2 separate regions of the Homo sapiens genome follow, and region 2 is linked to region 1. Evidence: read pairs that join two places in POLR2A ChIA-PET (ENCODE). Cell type or tissue: B cell. All regions are shown on one strand. Links, peaks and the distances in the headings refer to the core of each region. The heading gives the core; the rest is flanking DNA.

Region 1 (10,071 bases), core at 2,139-7,138:
AGCTGGAAAGACCACATGATTAGAGAATTAACGGGTTAGAACTTTTAGCCCCACGTACAGGCCTCCAGGAAAGGAGTGGAGGGGCTGGAGATCAAGCTGTATAAAAATATCAAGATTTGGATTTAATGAGTGGGTTGCTGGGGGCTGGTGCCGTGTAGGAGGTGGTATGCTTAGAGGAAGTGGAAGCTTCATACCTCTTCTGTCCCATACCTTGCCCTACTCATTTCTTCATCTATACCCTTTATAATATCCTTTAGGATAAACCAATAAACATAAGTAAGTGTTTGTTTGAGTTCTGCGAGCTGTCCTTGCAAACTAGTTATGCCCAAGAAGGGGGAGTGGGAACCTTTGTAGCCAGTCAGTCAGATGTACTGGTGGCCTGGATGTGGGATTGGCATCTGAAGTGGAGGGAGTCATGGGACTGAGCCCTCAACCTGTAGGATCTGACATGGTCTCTAGGTAGATAACATCCAAATGGAATTGGATTATAGGATACCCATTTGGTGTCCTCTGGAGAATTGCTTGGTGTGGGGAAAAAGCCCCCACACATCTGGTCACAAAAGTGTGCTGGGAGGATAGAATATGTGAAAATTGTCATAATCAAAATGGAGTCACTTGTGTTAAAAAAGAAAAAAAAATCCTGACTGGCCAGGCACAGTGGCTGACAACTGTAATCCCAACACTTTGGGAGGCTGAGGCAGGAGGATTGCTTGATCCCAGGAATTGGAGACCAGCCCATGCAACATAGTGTGGCCTTGTCTCTACAAAAAAAAAAATTTAAATTAGCTGGGCATGGTGGTGTGAGTCTGTAGCCCCAGCTACCCGGGAGGGGGACTACGGGTGCACGGCACCATGCCCAGGAGGTCCAGGCTGCAGTGAGCTGTGATTGTGCCACTGCATTCCAGTCAGGATGACAGAGTGTGAGACCCTGTCTCTATTAAAAGAAAAAAAAAAGACAAATAGATCCAGGAAAGGCTATGAAGAGAGAGCTTTCATGCATAAATACCAAAATATCTCAAAAGACTCTGCAAAAACCACACCCTTGCACAAAGGCCATCATGAAATACTTCTGAAATACACAGAAAATACATCATGAAATAAATACACAGAAAATACTTCTGCAAGGACATCTGCCCAGCAACTGCCTGGTCCATCTGTGGACGGGTGTCATCCTTGTTATTGATCCTTGTAGCCAAGGGTAATTATCTCAAAACAAGTATGTGATCCTCCTTATTTTCCTTTAAAAACCTTTTGTCTTCCCTTACCTCCCTGAACACACACAGTTTACTATGGCATGTGTATTCCCATTGGAATACTTTATTCCTGAATAAATGTCACTTTCTTTTTAGAAGCTTCTCTTTTCTTTTTATTTAGATTGATAAGTAGAAAGGAAAAAAAGCTTTTTTCCCTTTGGACTAGTTGAAGGCAGTTGCAGTATTCTGGGGGAGAGGGTGGTGGCAGAGGTGTTGAGGCATGGTTGGAGTTTATTTATACTTTGAAGGTAAAGCCAACAGGATTTGCTGAAAGATTGGGATATGGGGTTGGAAAGAGGAATCAAGGATAGTTCCAAGATTTTTGGCTTGAAAAATTAGAAGAATGGAATCGTGAATTACTGAGCTGGGAAGACTTGGAAGAGCAAGGTTTTGGGGAGAAGATCAGGACTGTAAGAATAGAGAAGTCCTTGTCCCCAGGAGTTAGGTTTTTGGCTATTAAAGTTAGATGTACTACATAGATTTTTAGTTGGTTTTTTGTTTTTTGTTTTTTTTTTTTTTTTTTTTGAGACGGAGTCTCGCTCTGTCACGAGGCTGGAGTGCAGTGGTGCGATCTCGGCTCACCGCAACCTCCGACTCCCTGGTTCAAGGGATTCTCCTGCCTCAGCCTCCTCAGTAGGTGAGATTACAGGCATGTGCCACCCAGCCCAGCTAATTTTTGTATTTTTAGTAGAGACGGGGTTTCACTATGGCCAGGATGGGCTTGATTTCCTGACCTCAGGTGATCCACCCACCTCGGCCTCCCAAAATGCTGGGGTTACAGGTGTGAGCCACCACGCCCAGCCCGGAGTTTTGGTTTTTGAAGCATTCTTTTTCAAGTGATAAAGCAAAAAATATATAATCAAGAATTTTAAGTATATACTTTGGAAATGTTAAAAAGGAACATGAGTAATTTATTATTATTTTTTTAATTTCTAGTCAGCAATGAGAGCCCAGTGTACTTTATGAAGTAGATTGGTTTACACCAGGAGTGAGCAGACATTTTGTATGATGCACAAACAAGGAATGATTTTTTTGTTTTTTAAATGGTTAGGAAAATATCAAAATAAAAAATGCCAGAAAAAATCAAAAGAAGGGCCAGGTGCAGTGTTTCACACCTGTAATCCCAGCACTTTGGGAGGCCAAGGTGGGTGGATTCTCTTGAGGTCAGGAGTTCGAGACCAGCCTGGCCAACATGGTGAAAACCTGTCTCTACTAAAAATACAAAATAGCCGGGTGTGGTGGCATATGCCTGTAATCCCAGCTACTTGGGAGGCTGAGGCAGGAGAGTCGCTTGAAGCCAGTGGCAGAAGTTGCAGTGAGCCAAGATTTGAGCCACTGCACTCCAGCCTGGGCGACAGAGGAGACTCTATCTCAAAATAAATAAATAAATAAATAAATAAATAAATAAATCAAAAGAAGAATACCCTTTCATAATATGTGAAAATTAAATGAAATTCAAATTTCAGTGTTCATAAATAAAGTTTTACCGGAACATAGCCATGCTCAATCATTTATGTATTGTTCATGGCTTCTTTTGCATACAACAACAGAGTTGGGTAGTTGTGACAGACTATGTAGCTCATAAAATCTAAATATTTATTATCTAGCCCTTTATCAGTAAACTTTGCTGATCCCTGTATAAGTCCTCTGAATCAAATTATTTCCAAAGAGTTCCGTTATAAAATTTGGAGTTTACTCTGCTGTAAATTGCAAAGAACCATTTGGAAAACCTCTTTTAGTCAGGTATTTACATTAAAATGTTCCTTGATTTGTAAACACTAATATTCAAGACTGGTCCAAAATTATACCAAATTGAAACTCTCAAGTGTTTTTAAACAGTAGGAAGTTTTAACTTTTTTTTTTTCGTGGAGTAGTCTATCATTCAGCGTTTACTTTGGAACATTTAATTAGTCTTTTTTAAAAACCCATGAAATTTATAATAAAAATTTTAAATCATTAATGTTGAGTAATCAAAGAAAACTTTTTTTGTTTTCTCCATTTGTAAAATGAGTACATTATTATTATAATTTGTCTTTGGCCATACCTTGTTGATAATTACTTATACAAGTATAAGAAGACATGGTATGTTTTCCTTTTTCCTATTTCACAAGAATAAGTACAGGAATTTACTTAAGCTGCTCCAAAACTCAGTGAAAGAGACAGGATTAGGTTTTTTTCAGCATTGGATTTTAAATGATACTAGATGGTTGCGCTGGGCTAAAATACTAATGCTTTGTGTATATTTTTATGACTTTTTTGAAGACAGCTTAAAAGCTTTATTCTAGTTATAAAAATGATACATGTTCACTGTAAATAGAAACAAGTCAGGTATACAGAGATACAAATATTTAGAACATGTGGAAAGAGGCAACAAAATTTTATAAAAAGAAAAAAGATAAAAATCTGAAATCATTAATTTATAAGGGAAAAATCAGGGCAAGGACAAATTATATTACAGATTGGCCTATGGTGGGAGCACAGATTATATAGAGAAAAGTCAGTGAAGACACTTGCGAAGAGTGTGGGTGGAAATCACTAAGTTTTGCAGTCCCGGGGCCTCTTATGGTTTATTACTGTTTTGTTCTTTTTTTTTTTTTAATATGCATTCCTTTGGAACCAAGGGTTTATTATGTTTTGAATAAAGTAGAGGTGTAAGTAGGATGCATATACCATGATCTTGACTACTTGAGATTCACAAAGGGTTTTCGTCTCAGGATTTTTTTTTCTCTTAAAAAAATTTGTATTAATTTTTAAATTGTAAAAAAATTCATCAACTTAACCATTTTTATGTATAGAGTTCAGGAGTATTAGGTATATTCACTTGTGCAGCAGATCTCTAGAACTTTTTTCATCTTGCAAAACTGAAACTCTGTACCCATTAAACAACCACTTCCCATTTTCCTCTCCCCCAGCTTCTGGCAACCATTCTAGTTTCTGTTTCTTTTCTTTTTTTTTCTTTTGAGATGGAGTCTCTGTCGCCCAGGCTGGAGTGTAGTGGCATGATCTCGGCTCGCTGCAACTTCTGCCTGCGGGTTCAAGCAGTTCTCCTCCCTCAGCCTCCTGAGTAGCTGGGACTACAGGGGTGCACCACCATGCCTGGCTAATTTTTTTTTTTTTTTTTTTTTTTGTATTTTTAGTAGAGACGGGGGTTTCACCATGTTGGCCAGGCTGGTCTCGAACTCCTGACCTCAGGTGTTCTGCCTGCCTCAGCCTCCCAAAGTGCTGGGATTACAGGCTTGAGCCACTGTACCCGGCCTCTAGTTTATGTTTCTATGAATCAGACTCAGTACCTCATATAAACGGAATCATACAGTATTTGCCTTTTTTGTGACTGGCTTATTTCACTTGGCATAATGGCCTCAAGATTCATCCATGTTGTAGCATGGATGAATATACAGTTAGGAGTTCCTTTTCTTTTTTAAGTCTTAATCTCCAGTTTATTTCTGTTTATTTATTTATTTTATTATACTTTAAGTTCTGGGATACATGTGCAGAACGTGCAGGCTTGTTACATAGGTATACACGTGCCATGGTGGTTTGTTGCACCTGTCAGCCTGTCATCTACGTTAGGTATTTCTCCTAATGCTATCCCTCCCCTAGCCCCCTACCCGCCGACAGGCCCCGGTGTGTGATGTTCCCCTCTCTGTGTCCGTGTGTTCTCATTGTTCAGCTCCCACTTACGAGTGAGAACATGCGGTGTTTGGTTTTCTGTTCCTGTGTTAGTTTGCTGAGAATGATGGTTTCCAGCTTCATCCATGTCTCTGCAAAGGACATGAGGAGTTTCTTACTTTTAAGGTTGAGTAATATTCCACATTATGTGTATGCCACATTTTCTTTATCCATTCACCTATCTGCAGATGTTTGAGTTGCTTTCACTTTTTGGGAATTGTGAATAATGCTGCAGTGAATGTGGGTGTGCAGGTACCTTTTCAAGATTCTGCTTTTGAGTTTTTTTTGGATACGTACCTTTTTATGATGCTTTAAATACATATATGCTATTTTTAAAGGATTCTCAGTTTTCTGACATATGATAGGACTTAGGAAGTAATCTCAAAGCATCATGTTGACAGGTTGTTAGTTGATGGTGACTGCAGCTAGTTGGAAAGTCAGAAGAATCTAGAACTTGTCCATTTATACTAAAGAATTTCATAGTAAGTGCAGTATTATGAGTGTAATGTTCAATTGGTAGAAGAGGCTATCTGAGGGGATTTAGTGCATTTCAGTTATCTGTTGGTGTGAAACGAATCACCTTGAAACTTAGTCGCTCAAAAATTTTAATGGTGGCTGGGCATGGTGGCTCACATCTGGAACTCCAGCACTTTGGGAGGCCGAGGCAGGCAGATTGCTTGAACCCAGGAGTTTGAGAGCAGCCTGGGCAACGTGGTGAAACCTTGTCTCTACAGAAAATACCGTGGCAGGCGCCTTTAGCACCAGCTACTTGGGAGGCTAAGGTTGTAGGATCTCTTGATCCCAGGAGGCAGAGGTTGCAGTGAGCTGGGATCGTGCCACTATACTCCAGCCTGGATAACAGAGCCAGACCCTGTCTCAAAAAAAAATTTTAATGGCTCCATTTATTATTTCACATGATTATGTGAGTTGACTAGGGAATTCTTACACATCACACCATGTCAGCTGGGACAGCTGAAATGTCCACATGGCTGGCAGTTGGTACTAGCTGCTAGCTGGAAGTTGAGTTCAAATAGTCAGCCAGGGGTCTCAGTTATTTTCCATGAGGTTCTCTCCATGAGGCCAGCTGGGCTCTTCACAGTGTGATAGCTGGGACTAAGAAGGAGTGTTCCAGAAGAAGGGCTTGTCCTCTTGAGCCAGTGCTTATCAGGCCTCTATGTATATCATGTGTGCTAATGTTCCATCAAAGCTAGTCACAGGGCCAAGCCAACTCTGTACAGTGTAGGGACTGGCTGCAGGAGGGCATGAATTACCAGGAGGTGTAGTTCTCTAGTTCATAGGGAGGGCCATCAAGATAGTAGTCTACCATACTTGTGTAAAAGAAGGCATTAATTAACTATTATTATTATTATTATTATTATTTTAGAGACAGGGTCTTGCTCTGTTGCCCAGGCTGGAGCAGTAGAGTGGGGCAATCATAGCTCATTGCAGCCTCCAACTCCTGGGCTTAAGCAATCCTCCCATCTCAGCCTCCCAAGTAGCTGGGAATACGGGAGTGTACTGCCATGCCCACCTGAAAAAGAAGGCATATTTTAAAAGCAGACCTTTAGTGTAGAGGGTTCTTGAATTTGTTATTTAAAATATTCTGGTAGTTTTTAAACTTAGGAAAGACCCACTGATTCTTTTAGTGATATGTTTACATTGTTGTTATTTGGCATAAATTGTGTTAATGCACAGTAAGATTTCATGAAGTCATTAAAATTCAGCCACTTGGACTCTAAACCCAATAAAGATGTAAAACAGCAGTGCTATGAGATGCATATTCAGTTTCAAAATATAGGAAACACAGAAATTACTCTGTGCACTTTTAATTTGAAAATACTTTTAAAATGTGTAGTATAATGTAGTGTCTGTCCCAAAAGAGTAACATTCATTATAGTGTTTCTTTACGTTGTTGAAAATTTTAAATTCACTTAACATTAGATTTTTATTAAAGCAAAAATATGTTTTCCTTATTAGCTTACCCTTTTGTAACTCAGATTAAACCCTTGATTGTTCAAATTAACCTGAAAAAAATTATTCTTTTGGAGGCCAAACTTTTGATTAAGTAGTTGTTTGTCTCTAATTTTTTCAAATTTATGTGTATAAATATAACCTGTCATCAAATCAATGCTAACATTCTATACATGTTTTTCATGATATGAAAACTATAAAACATGAAGTTATTTGAATTTGTGTAGTTTTTATCATTTTATTTTTACTTTCCAGTGCATCTATCCTTTGGGCTCTAAATCACTTAATAACCTAATTTCTCCTGATTTGGAAGAATGTCACACTCCACATAAGCCTCAGAAAAGGAAGAGCTTAGAAAGCAGCTATAAGGATTCACTTCTTTTAGCAAATTCCAAAAAGACTAGAAATTATATTGCTATTGACGGTGGAAAAGTTTTGAACAGCAAACATAATGGAGAAGTATATGACGAAACCTCGTCAAACTTACCTGATAGTAGTGGTCAACAGAATCCAATTAGGACAGCTGATTCCTTGGAGCGGAATGAGATTTTGGAAGCTGATACTGTTGACATGGCTACTACAAAAGATCCTGCTACAGTTGATGTCTCTGGAACTGGCAGACCTTCCCCTCAAAATGAAGGATGTACATCTAAACTGGAAATGCCACTGGAGAGCAAATGTACATCATTTCCCCAGGCTTTATGTGTCCAGTGGAAAAATGCTTATGCTCTCTGTTGGTTAGACTGTATCCTGTCAGCTTTGGTGCACTCGGAAGAGTTAAAGAACACCGTGACTGGACTGTGCTCGAAGGAGGAATCTATATTCTGGCGGTTGCTTACAAAATATAATCAAGCAAATACACTTCTATATACCAGTCAATTGAGTGGTGTTAAAGGTTGGTACTAATATTTTATTTTTATTTACTTATTTATTCATCTGGAGTCAGGGTCTCATTCTGTCACCCAGGCTGGAGTGCAGTGGCATGATCATGTCTCCTTGCAGCCTTGACTTCCCTGGCTCAGGTGGGCCTCCCACCTCAGTCTCCCAAGTAGCTGGAACTACAGTCGTGCACCACCATAGCCAGCTAAGATAGTGAGATGGTGGCCCCACTGTCTTGCCCAGGCTGGACTCGATTTCCTGGGTGCAAGCACCCTTCCCGCCTCAGCCTCCCAAAGTGCTGGGATTACAGGCATGAGTCACCATTCCAGCCTACTTGTCTTTAATTCTTAAAAATATTAATGTTGAGTTTTGTCTCCCAGCATGTGGGAAAGATGTCATCCATTGCTTCTGTTTCCTGGAGGCCTGGGAGCAAGGAGCCCAGGAACAGTATCACGAAGCTTGAGATAATACCAGTTACATTATCCTGACTGCCCAAAAGGCAGTTTTTTTGTTTTTTTTTTTTATACTTTAAGTTCTGGGGTACATGTGCAGAACGTGCAGTTTTGTTACATAGGTATACGTGTGCCATGGTGGTTTGTTGCACCCATCAACCCGTCACCTATATTAGGTATTTCTCCTAATGCTGTCCTTCCCCAACCCCTCCATTCCCCATCAGGCCCCAGTGTGTGATGTTCCCCTCCCTGTGTCCATGTGTTCTCATTGTTCAACTGTCACTTATGAGTGAGAATATATGGTGTTTGGTTTTTTGTTCTTGTGTTAGTTTGCTGAGAATGATGGTTTCCAGCTTTATCCATGTCCCTGCAAAGGACATGAACTCATCCTTTTTTATGGCTGCATAGTATTCTATGGTGTATATGTGCCACATTTTCTTTATCCAGTCTATCATTGATGGGCATTTGGGTTGGTTCCAAGTCTTTGCTATTGTGATTTTTTTTTTTTTTTTTTTTTTTTTAAGACAGAGCCTCACTCTGTTGCCCAGGCTGGAGTGCGATGGCATGATCTCAGCTCACTGCAACCTCCGCCTCTCAGGTTCAAGCAATTCTTCTGCCTCAGCCTCCCAAGTAGCTGGGACTACAGGCGCCCACCACCAGGCCCAGCTAATTTTTGTATTTTTAGTAGAGACAGGGTTTCACCATGTTGGTCAGGCTGGTCTTGAACTCCAGACCTCATGATCTGCCTGCCTTGGCCTCCCAAAGTGCTGAAATTACAGGTGTGAGCCACCATACCTGGCCTAGGCAGTCTTTTTCAAAACTCTAAGACTGTGCTTGTGTCTCAGGGTGTCAGGATAATAGTGGTTAGTTTTAAGTGTTTAAACTACTGAAAAGCAGAATGAAGAAGTGAGTAAAAATCACCCATAATCACACAACCTCCTAAGATCTCTTGGCACAATAAGGGATATGTTTTTCATTTTATTCTCTGTAAAATAGGATACTTATGAACCCACCTCCCAACACAGGAAGAATTAAAACATTCCCAATAACTTACATTTACCTATGCGTTTCCTCCCATCCCATTCTCTACCTCCCCCCCATAAGTAATCATTATCTGAAATGTGTTTCATCATTCCATCTTTTCTTAGTTTTTCTTACATGTGTTTATCTAAACAGTATACAGTAGTCTCCCCTTATTGTAGTTGTACTTTTCTTGGTTTCATTTAACCCGAGGTCTGAAAGTAGATGAGTATAGTACAGTAATATATTTTGAGAGAGAGGGAGACCACATTCACATAACTTTCATTACAGCATATTGTTATAATTGTTGTATTTTATTATTAGTTTTAATCTTACTATGCCTAATTATAAAACTTGATCATAGGTATGTAGTTATAGGAAAAAGCATAATATATAAAATGTTTAGTTACTATCCAAGGTTTTAGGCATCCACTGGGGTCTTGGAAGGTATCCCTCTCAGATAATGGGGGATGGATGGTACTGAACCCTGTATATACAATGTTTTTCCCTATACATACATAATTATGATCAAGTTTAATTAAGAGTAAATTAAATGTGGGCCAGGTGCAGTGGCTCACATCTGTAATCCCAGCACTTTAGGAAGCTGAAGCGGGCAGATCTCATGAGGTCAAGAGTTCGAGACCAGCCTGGCCAACATGGTGAAACCCCATCTCTACTAAAAAATACAAAAATTGGCTGGCTATGGTGGCACACGCCTGTAGTCACAGCTACTCTGGGAGGTTGAGGCAGGAGAATTGCTTGAACCCAGGAGGTGGAAGTTGAACAATCACTTGAACCTGGGATCACGCCACTGCACTCCAACCTGC
Region 2 (10,071 bases), core at 2,813-7,812, 50 kb before region 1:
GAAACACTACAGTAGTGCTACAATTTCAGGGTTCTGTAGAGATAAGGACAAATTGACAGAAACACATTCTTAGAAGGACAGTATCATTTAAAATAAAAATACTGTCATAATTGTACACCAGGATAGCTTCTCCATAATAAATTCTTTATGATTTTCTGATTTTTAGAAATCAGAATTGAACTTTTTAATGTGAAAAAAATGAGAGAATTGTTTCAAAATAGGACCACATTTCTGTGTATAATTTTAAAAGTTTAAAAATATTTGATTAGTAGACTGATAAACTGAAACATTTTTGATAAGCTTTTCATTACATACAAACCATATAATTTGTAAAAAATTGGAAATTATTCAAAACTTCACATAACTAAAGTGACCAAATAAATACTGGAGAGGAAAGAAAAGGAGTCAAATGAATCTAGCATTTTCTTTTTTTTTTTTTTTTTGGAGAAAGGGTCTCACTGTGCCACCCAGGTGGGAGTGCAATGGCACGATCATGGCTCACTGCAGCCTCAACTTTATGGGCTTAGGTGATCCTCCCACCTCGGCCTCCCAAGTAGCAGGGACTACAGGCATGCGCCAACACGTCCAGCTAATTTTTTTGGTATTTTTTGCAGAGACGAGGTTTCACCAGGTTGCCGTGGCTGATCTGGAACTCCTGGTCTCAAGTGATCTACCCAACTCAGCCTCCCAAAGTGCTGGGATTACAGGCGTGAGCCACCGCACCCGGCCTAATCTAGCATTTTCTAAAAGGAAGGACCCAGCAGTGAACGGCAATATCAATAATCATGTTCAAGACTATCAGACATGCAAGCTGGGGATGAATGGGTGGAAGGGGAAAATGATGAATAAATGATGAACACAAGTATAGACCCAGTGGATTTGAGATGCCCAAGATGCCAGTGAGATATTCAAAGTTTAACTCAAAAGCCACTTCCCATATGAAATCCTGACAAACACTCCTACGTCCAACTGGAATTAATTTCTCTTCTGGGCTCCCACAGCACTCTGTATTTTTCTAATAGCATAACACTATTTTGTTTGTAGATATTTCTCTGATAGCATTACTATCTTTCCTCTTTATCACAACTGTTTGAAGTTCTTTTGCCTCTTGCATCCACTGTTGCCCAATCCCACTGCTGGAAGGCTCATCTTATTAAGTTCTGTATTCCTAGTGCTAACACACTGTCTACCATAGATGATGTTCAATAAATGGTTGCTAAATGAATTCTCTTGTGATAATAGCACTATGGCAACATAATCGACGGTAAAAATTTCTTCTCAATGTTTACTTTTAGCAGAATGCATTCATTTATCAACTTTCATTGAGAATATGCTAATTTCCATGACCCTGCTAGGAAATAGGAAAATAAAGATGAATGTAATAAGGTGCTCATTCTACTGAAAGTCTTGACTAGTGGAGAATTATGGATCCAACTTTTCATGAAATGCCTTCAGTGGTAAGAATTCTCATATTTGGAATAAAAAATGTTATGGGTTGTGCCAAGATACCTACATACTTCATAATTTTGTAGAGGGCTGTCCTTACTGCAGAAATGTATACTACTATAGTCATATGTGGAAATTCTTTTTATGATGCTAACTGCATGCTAACCAGACTTTTTAATTTAATACTTGCATTAAATAAACCATGCTAGGAATCCAGGAATCTAGCTTGGTTTATTTTCCATACAATGTACTCTTTGTAATATGCATATACTACATAAAAATTCTATTAATGGCCTCGTACTAAAGATGTGTCTGTTGGGGAATCAGTTATTCTGTATAATTTTATCTTAATTGATATATTAAAATCTACCAAAAATATAAACTCCGAGTAAAAGTATCTGCATGGTGTGCATATGTTTATTATTTTAAGTGTCAGCGTATACATTTTCATGCCATAAAGTTATAAAATGAAAAAATAGTAGCCTTTTATATTAAGTTCATGCTTATGTAGTTAGTAAAAACAAGAAAGCAATTAACATACAAACCATGATGGTGGTTAAACTTGCTTCAGTTTGTGTTTTTTAAAATTTGAAAGTGAGAAATACAGCTCGAAGTCAGCTCATATTTTCAGTAAGTACTGATGAGGATGTACTGGCCCTATTGACTACGCTGACCCCATTAAAATATTTGTGAGTCTAAAGGTTCATATGACGCTGTTCCTTCACTCTAGCAACAGGCCATACATGTCTTACATAGGGACTCTGTTCAATTCATTAATACCTCCTGAAGTGCTCAACATCGTGGTTCATTTATAGTAGATACTCAATACATACTCCATTAACTGAATTCTAAGATAAACTGTCTGTTACTGACAGAAATTTTCACTTAAGGGAGTCTCCGTGGCTGAAGGCAATTTTGAAATCCTGTAAAAGAACCCACTCCTCTCCCCAAGTAATGAAGTTTGTCAGTTTCAAGCCTGTAATAAGGTACTGACTTAAAATTAATTTTCTAATAATACAGTACTGCTATGTATCTAATGTGGGGTTAGTCAATGATAGGAAAAAAACATAAGACAGAGTCACATTTAAAAATGTGTGCTTAGGTGCATGGTGACACCTGCCTGTAGTCCAGCTATTCCAGGGGCTGAGGCAGGAAGATCCCTTGAGCTCACGAGTTTGAGGCTGCAGTAAGCCACTGCACTCAGCCTGGGCAACAGAGTGAGACCCTGTCTCTAAAAAAAATTCGTTTTAAGTGTGCTCAGGACATAACAGGAGCCGCTGGTAACATGCCATTTCCACTGTGAATATGGTAAGGACAGAATCCCTGTCTCTAGGCCCTCTTCCACTAGTCAATCTCATCATCACCATCAAGGCCAACATTGGTATTCTCTCCTCTGAGACAAAGTCTTTGACATTTTCTATACTATACTATGTCTTCCTCTCCCCAAATGCATATACAAATAAAATTTGAATGCTTCTTTCTCCATTTAGTGTAATTTTTTTTATAACATAGACCCAATTTTCAAACCCCACAATGGTGGATTTTATTTGATGTATTGTAAAAAGCGCTGGATTGAAGTCAAATGGCTTGGGAGACCTAAATTCTACTCCTGCCTGTACCATGAAAGAGACAAATCCCAAGGCTTTGCAGGGCTTCAGCTTCCTTGTTTGTAGAATAAAGAATTATAAAATCATCTCTTTTGGTCCTACTGGGCAATAAAAAGCTATGATTCTAAGCCTGTTCCCTTTTCTCACCTAAGAATACAAATTTGATACAAAGAGGCCGCAGAATGTGTCAAACACTCCCTGTTGCCTGGAATTCTCTCTTCCTTTGGGTTCAGGGATAAAGGTATGTTATTTCTTAAGTCTCCCTTTGCTTTCTTCTGCTTGCCTCGTAAATATTTTTCCATCTTGGCAGTCCTACATGTCTTCTCACTCTACATGTTTTCCCTAGGTGATGTGACCCAGCCTGTGGCTTCCACTGCCATCCACACACGTCGCTGCCTCTCTCCACATCAGCATCGCAACTATCTCCTGGAAGCTTTCCAAGTGCTGAACTACAGTAACCTCAACCGAACTGCTGTTCATTCACCCCACAGGCTTGCCCCTCCTCTGCATCTTTGTGAGAACCTGAGAGTCATCCTAAACTCCTCCTTCCACCTCACTCCCCACATCAAATCGATTACCAACTTGTGCTGATTTTATCTTCAAATACTCTCCAGAATTGTCGCTGTCATGGACTGAATATTTGTGTTCCCCCAAATTCATATGTCCTAATCCCTGATGTGACTGTATTTAGAGACGTGACCTCTAAGGAGTAATTAAGGTTCAGTGAGGTCAAAGGTGGAGCCCTGATCTGATAGGATCAGTGTCCTTATAAGAAGAGACTAGAGCTGGGCACAGGGGCTCACACCTGTAATCCCAGTATTTTGGGAGGCTGAGGTGGGAAGATCACTCAAGGAGAGGAGTCTGAGACCAGCCTGGGCAACAGAGTGAGACTCCATCTCTACAAGAAAATAAAATAGTCAGACACAGTGGTACACACCTGTGGTCCCAGCTCCTCAGGAGGCTGAGGCAGGAGGATGGCTTGAGCCCAGGAATTTGAGGCTGCAGCAAGCTATGATCACACCTCTGCACTCCAGCCTGGGTGACAGCATGAGACCCAGTCTCTTTAAAAAAAAAAAAAAAAAAGGCCATATATAGCCCAGAAGAGCGTCCTCACCAAAACCCAATCCTGATAGCACCTGGAGGACTTCCAGCCTCCAGAGCTGTGAGAAAATTTCTGTTGCTTGCACCGCCCAGTCTGTGGTATTTTGCTGTGGCAGCCCAAGCTGACTCATCAGTGACCTTCTCTCTGTTACCGCAGAGTAGCTCATCATCCTCTCTTCCCTAGAGTCCAGCCACTCTCTCACATCTACCTACCTAGCAGTATCACTGTGGGTTAGAGTCAGATCACTGCGGATTAAGTCCTCATTCTGCCACTGCCTGTGTAAATCTGAGCAAGTTACTTAATCTCTCTGTGTGTCAGTAACCTCCCTGTGAAATGAGGCTAATAATAGCAGGGTTGTTTCAACAAGGCGATACATGCATAATGCTTACAACACAGCTTGGCACATTATAAGCATTCAACGAAAAGTGAGCTACTATTATCTCATCCGTTATCAGAATAAACCACCTAAGCCACAAGGCTGCCCACATCATCCTCATGTTTTAAAACACTTCAGTGGGCTCCCCACCATCAACAGGATAAAGTCCAAGCTTCCTTAGCATTTCTTAGAGGCTCCATATGAATCCCCAAGTTCCACTACAGGAACACAGGTGAACTTTCCACTCCAACCTCAGGCTCCTTCGTGTCACTCCTCATCCACATGGAGGTAAGCAGCAAGAGACTCCGTGCAGTTCCTGGTGGTTCCCTGACCCTCAGGCAGACTCTCCCCAGCCCTCTGCCTGCAACGTCCTTGCCCTTTGCTTCCCTTGGCCAGCTCCCATTCATTCTCCTTGATTCTGCTTGGAAGTTTCCCTCTCAGGAAGGCTTTATGAACCTTAGTGTAGGTTATGAACCCATCTTTGCTCCTTTCATACCTTTTGCAAGCCTTTATTTATTATGACACTTAACCATTATCATACTGAAGTGACCTGTTGGTGTGTCTTTGTTCCCCACTAGACAGAAAACTCAAGATCAGAGACCAGTTCTTGTTCTTTTTTTTTTTTTTTTTTTTTTTTTTTGTATCACAGTGTTTAGCAGCCTGCTATATGGTAAATGTCAGTAAATGTTCCACAAACTGAATGGAATTGAGCTCTGGAATCTAGACCATCTTTTCCATACCCATCACTCCTGTCTTAGTTGAAGTCCTTATTTCCCATTTGAAGCAATGCAAAGGATTTCCTAACTCTAATCTCTCTTTTCTTCACACCATCCTTTAAACAGCCGACAGAATGGTCATCCTAAAGCACATATATCCTATCTTACATATCCTAGATTCGGAACCTCTCTGGGCTTCTCACCATATAAGAAGAAAGTCTAACCTCCTTAGCAAGGTGCATAGGTCTTCAATGGGCTCCACCTCACTTCTCTATATATACCTATACTCTTGCTACACTAAACTTCTTTCTTACTGTTGCTGGAACAAGTTCAACGCTTTCAAACCTCCCTGACTTTGCATATGCAGTTCATTCTGTCAGGAATGCCCTTCTCTCTTATGCCTGGGATATTCTCATTCATTCCATATGACCTATTTCATAAGTCACTCCTTAATGAAGCCTTTCTTAGATATCCACTGGGGCAATCAGCTGCTTGCTCCTGTTTCCACAGCACATTGTTCACACAGATAGCACAGGACTTACCACAAGTTATTATAATTTTGTCTGTCTTGCCCATTTGAATCCAAGGGCAAGGACGGAATCATTCTCATCTTTGTATGTCCTGGGAACTAGAACTGTACCTGAGACATAATAAACACTTGATATGTTTGTAATTTTTAAATAAGTTAATGAACGGAATGGCTAGAAAAAGTGAGAAGAAACTCTGGCTTACTGTATATCATACTGTCATACTAAAAATATATACTGAAGACAGAATCACATTATATCATCACTTTTCACGCTATAGGCCATGATCCATTATGAAAAAGAGGATAGTAAAAAAATCACAGGGCACAATTTTTGTTTCTGTCACACACATGTGTACCTGTATATTGGACTGGAATGTAAAACGCATGTTCCATTGTAGAACGTGGTTTTAAAAGAGGCTTGGAAAACACTGCATATGGTCATTTCTTAGTTTAGTACAATTTATTATTTTCGTAATAACCTCAGCTATAATATAAGTCTACCATGAAGCATTTTGGGGAGATTAAATGAGATGTGAAAAGTAAATGTGTTAGATAGACTGAATTCATATCATAGCTTGCTCTGATACTTTACAAAACATTTAACCTTACCCACAAGTTTTAGTTTCCTCACTAAAGTCACCCTGAGGACAGTAATGGGATCTTCCTCACAGAGTATTGTGAGGAATACATAAGAGAACGTACGTAAATGCCTGGCACTTAGTATTTATTCAATAAATCTTAGCAATGATGATGATAACAACATGGTACCTGGCACATAAGAGAGTTAAAAATTAGTTTCTTCAGTCAAATGTGCTTACATTGATAGTTGATACTAACTGGGGTTAAAAGGTCATTGCTGGCATCTCAGAAAGATAGATTACAGTGAAATAAAAAATGACTACTGCTTAAAATGAATGAAGACTTATTTACAAAGTCATGTTCATCTGGTACAATAATGAAGTCGCTCAATTGGGAGAAAATGACAAATAATACAAGTGAATATACAATCTTACTTAAGACGAAAGAAATAGGACACCAGGCTAACTATCAGTCTCCTAAACCACAACTTTATTTCTGATACAAAGAGACAGTGAGACAATCAGGGCTTCCCTCAAATAAATTACTTAATCTCTCTTCAATTCAGTTTTGCATCTGTAAATATAAATAACTACAATTTCACAGTATTTCCATTTAAAAAGTTCTAGTGCAACATCAGAAACAAGAACTTAGTAGGTGTTCAAAAAGAAATATAAGTTCTGCTTTGTTAGCCAGCAAATAGTTGCCTGTTTCTAGCCCTCACTTCTTTTCTCCTAAATCCCTATATTGCATTTATTTAACTTAAAGTGCTGGATGTGGCACTACGAGAAAGAAAAAGATATTTGGTAATCTTGTTAAAATCATTAGACATCCCAGGCTATCTGGAATCACCTTGGGCTCACAGTTAGACATCAGCTATGGCTTGTTTTATTTAAAAATTCATCCACTGATGCATGATAATGGAATTCACAGGAGAGCAATTTACCAAAAAAAAGAAATTTATTGATTTATAATGTGAGATATTAATTTAGCCACAAATATTTATTGAGCATCTCCTACATGCCAGGGAATGGACTATATATGGCAGGAAAACAGATACCAATCATTTATATCAGGCATTTTTTTCTAATAGAAGGATATTCGCAGGAGACAATGCATAGCACCATGCCTTGCACGTAACAGACATTTAATAACTATTAGTTGAATAAAATTGGAGACTAGAATGATACATAAAGAGGCAAGAAAGAGCAAAGATAAGCCTTTCTGAGAATTTCTATCATGTTTTGCTCAATAGCTTGTCTTTATCCACTGCTTGTATTTTTCCATGTAGCTAATCCTCATTGGTCGTTAGAATTGAGACACCCTTTCCTTGAAATCAGGAGCTATAGGAGGCCATTCTTCCTACTGGGCATTTTCTTTCTGGGACAGGGTCTCACTCTGTCACCTAGGCTGGAGTGCATCATAGCTCACTATAACCTTGAAGTCCTGGGCTCAAGGAATCCTCTTGCCAAAGAGGTGGGATTACAGGCATGAGTCACCATGCCAGCCTATTTGGCATTTCTACTGTAGACAAAGCAGACTTACAGCAGTAGGTCTACCTGCCTAATACAAAAAGAAAAAAAAGAATTTTAACAAACAAATGAGGGAATCAGATCCAGAAAGTGATTCTTATAACTTAGATTACTTAGAGTAGATCTATAATCTGCTCTAGATCCACTGCATACAGTGGGCCCTTCTTATCATATTCCATAAATAGCACTTTTCTCAGCCCAGCTTTTGATGATAGCTGAACAGACTAACAGTTTGTCTAACAAAGGCTAGAGAAGGGGATAGCAAATAATGGCCCACAGGCTGAATCCTGCCTGCTGCTCATTTTTGCAAAGTTTTATTAGAATACGGTCATTTCCACTCATTTTCACACTGTCAATGGCTGCTTTTGCGCTACAGCAGCAGAGCTGGGTGGTTGGGGCAGGGGTCACATGGCTAACAAAGACTAAAATACTTATCATCTGACCTTTTACAGAAAGTTTGCTGATCCTTGGAGTGTACAAGTATTCTATATTGTTGATTAAGAACAGAACCACAAGTATTAGAAGTTAGACCAGCAGGTGGTAAAGCTGATCATCTACTAATATAATGGAAATTGGGGTTCCCAATCAGGACTCTTGCTTTGATAGAAGGCCATCTTAACGAGGAGGGAGACACCTGCAGGCAAAGTCAGAATTTTCTGCAGGAAAAGTTTTGAGTCCATTTCCCCTTGTGAACAAGTGCTCAGCTATGCATTTCATCTTTAGTAACCATGCTTCTATACCTGGTTCTCCTTGGCAAAGATTTCTTTCTTCAGTAAGTCTCAAGACTTTCTGGGAAGGTAGGGAGATATGGGGGTAAAAGTGTCCCAGGACTTACTGAAGGAAGTGTTTTATGATTATCTGATAGAATCACTGTATCATGGTAGAGAAGGCAAACAGAATATAATCTGAAAATAGAGGTGAGGGTGAACAAATGGGCACTAAAAGTGAACTCAGCATCAGGAAGGTAGCAAAACAAGACATCAGTCAAAGATATGGGGTGATTCAGACCTAAGGAAGATTTAATGTGGGATGTTTCCGTGTGCCAGGAGCTGGACACTTAAGCAAGAGGAGATCCAGGAATGTTGCTAAAACCATGGCCTCCATACTTTATTGGAATTAGCACAACTTATCCTTGTTTCTTTCATTTTGCAATCAAAATCTTTAAAAACACATTATTTAAAAATACATTATTTTAAAAGCTAGAATGAAAATTATGATATCATTTAGGTGGTTTAAAAAACATCCACCAGCCGGGCGTGGTGGCTCATGCCTGTAATCCCAGCACTTTGGGAGTCCGAGGCGGGCAGATCACGAGGTCAGGAGATTGAGACCATCCTGGCTGACACGGTGAAACCCCGTCTCCACTAAAAATACAAAAAATTAACCGGGCGTGGTGGCGGGTGCCTGTGGTCCCAGCTACTCGGGAGGCTGAGGCCGGAGAATGGCATGAACCCGGGAGGTGGAGGTTGCAGTGAGCTGAGATCGTGCCACTGCACTCCAGCCTGGGTGACAGAGCAAGACTCCATCTAAAAAAAAAAAACAAAAACCATCCACCAAAATGGGAAGAAGTGATGAAAAATTACAGTCCAAGAAGAAGGGCCATAGCTGTTTAAATCAATTGGTATATTTGTTATCTAATATAACCCCACGTAACGACAGGTATTTAACAAATGTTTCTGCTGAATTTGACGATTCCATTTCCCTTACATCCCATATGCAATCCATCAGCACCCCACATCCAACCCATCAGTACATCCTGTCAGCATTGGCTCCCAAATATAACCTAAATCTAACACATATCCTACTATCTCTGCTGCTACAACTTTAGTCTGAAATCTCATAATCTCCCACTTGTACTACTGTAGATGACTCTGAATGAGTCTTCTTGCTTCCATTCCACACAGCATCCATACTGATCTATTTTTTTTTTCAATTTTTTGTAGAGACGGGGTCTTGCCATGTTGCCCAGGCTGGTCTTGAACTCCTGGCTTCAAGGGATCCTCCCACCTCAACCTCCCAAAGTGATAGGATTTCAAGTATGAGCCACTGTGCCTAACCCTGACTGATCTTTCTAAGCATAAATCTAATAATGCCCCTTCCTTGATTAAACCCTTCAATGAATTCACATTAAGCAAACAACCTGGCCAGGTGTGATGGTTCATGCCTGTAATCTCAGCACTTTGGGAG

What was found. ChIA-PET counts read pairs that join two places held together with the same protein. Peaks named below come from ENCODE experiments on the same cell type or tissue, not always from the same donor. Only the 100,000 strongest peaks of a DNase experiment are listed, where the experiment ranks them.
Region 2: POLR2A ChIA-PET joins it to region 1 with 6 read pairs; 21 of 35 experiments call an interaction of 5 or more read pairs at or near these places.

Annotation. Positions count from the first base shown.
Region 1 is chr13:30,623,687-30,633,757 of GRCh38, forward strand. It overlaps USPL1 (ubiquitin specific peptidase like 1), which reads left to right. Exons shown (of 9, transcript NM_005800.5): 4 at 7,149-7,788. Among named protein-coding and RNA genes, the nearest start is that of USPL1, 11 kb to the left of the region's middle. RefSeq lists an enhancer at 4,143-4,282. In B cell, for the core only: no CTCF peak of the experiment used is centred there; a DNase peak (open chromatin) is centred at 4,155; H3K4me3 peaks cover 561 bases; H3K27ac peaks cover 1,891 bases.
Region 2 is chr13:30,573,225-30,583,295 of GRCh38, forward strand. It overlaps a transcript of HMGB1 not described here. Among named protein-coding and RNA genes, the nearest start is that of USPL1, 40 kb to the right of the region's middle. RefSeq lists an enhancer at 4,216-4,295 and a silencer at 4,516-4,575. In B cell, for the core only: no CTCF peak of the experiment used is centred there; no DNase peak of the experiment used is centred there; H3K27me3 peaks cover 257 bases.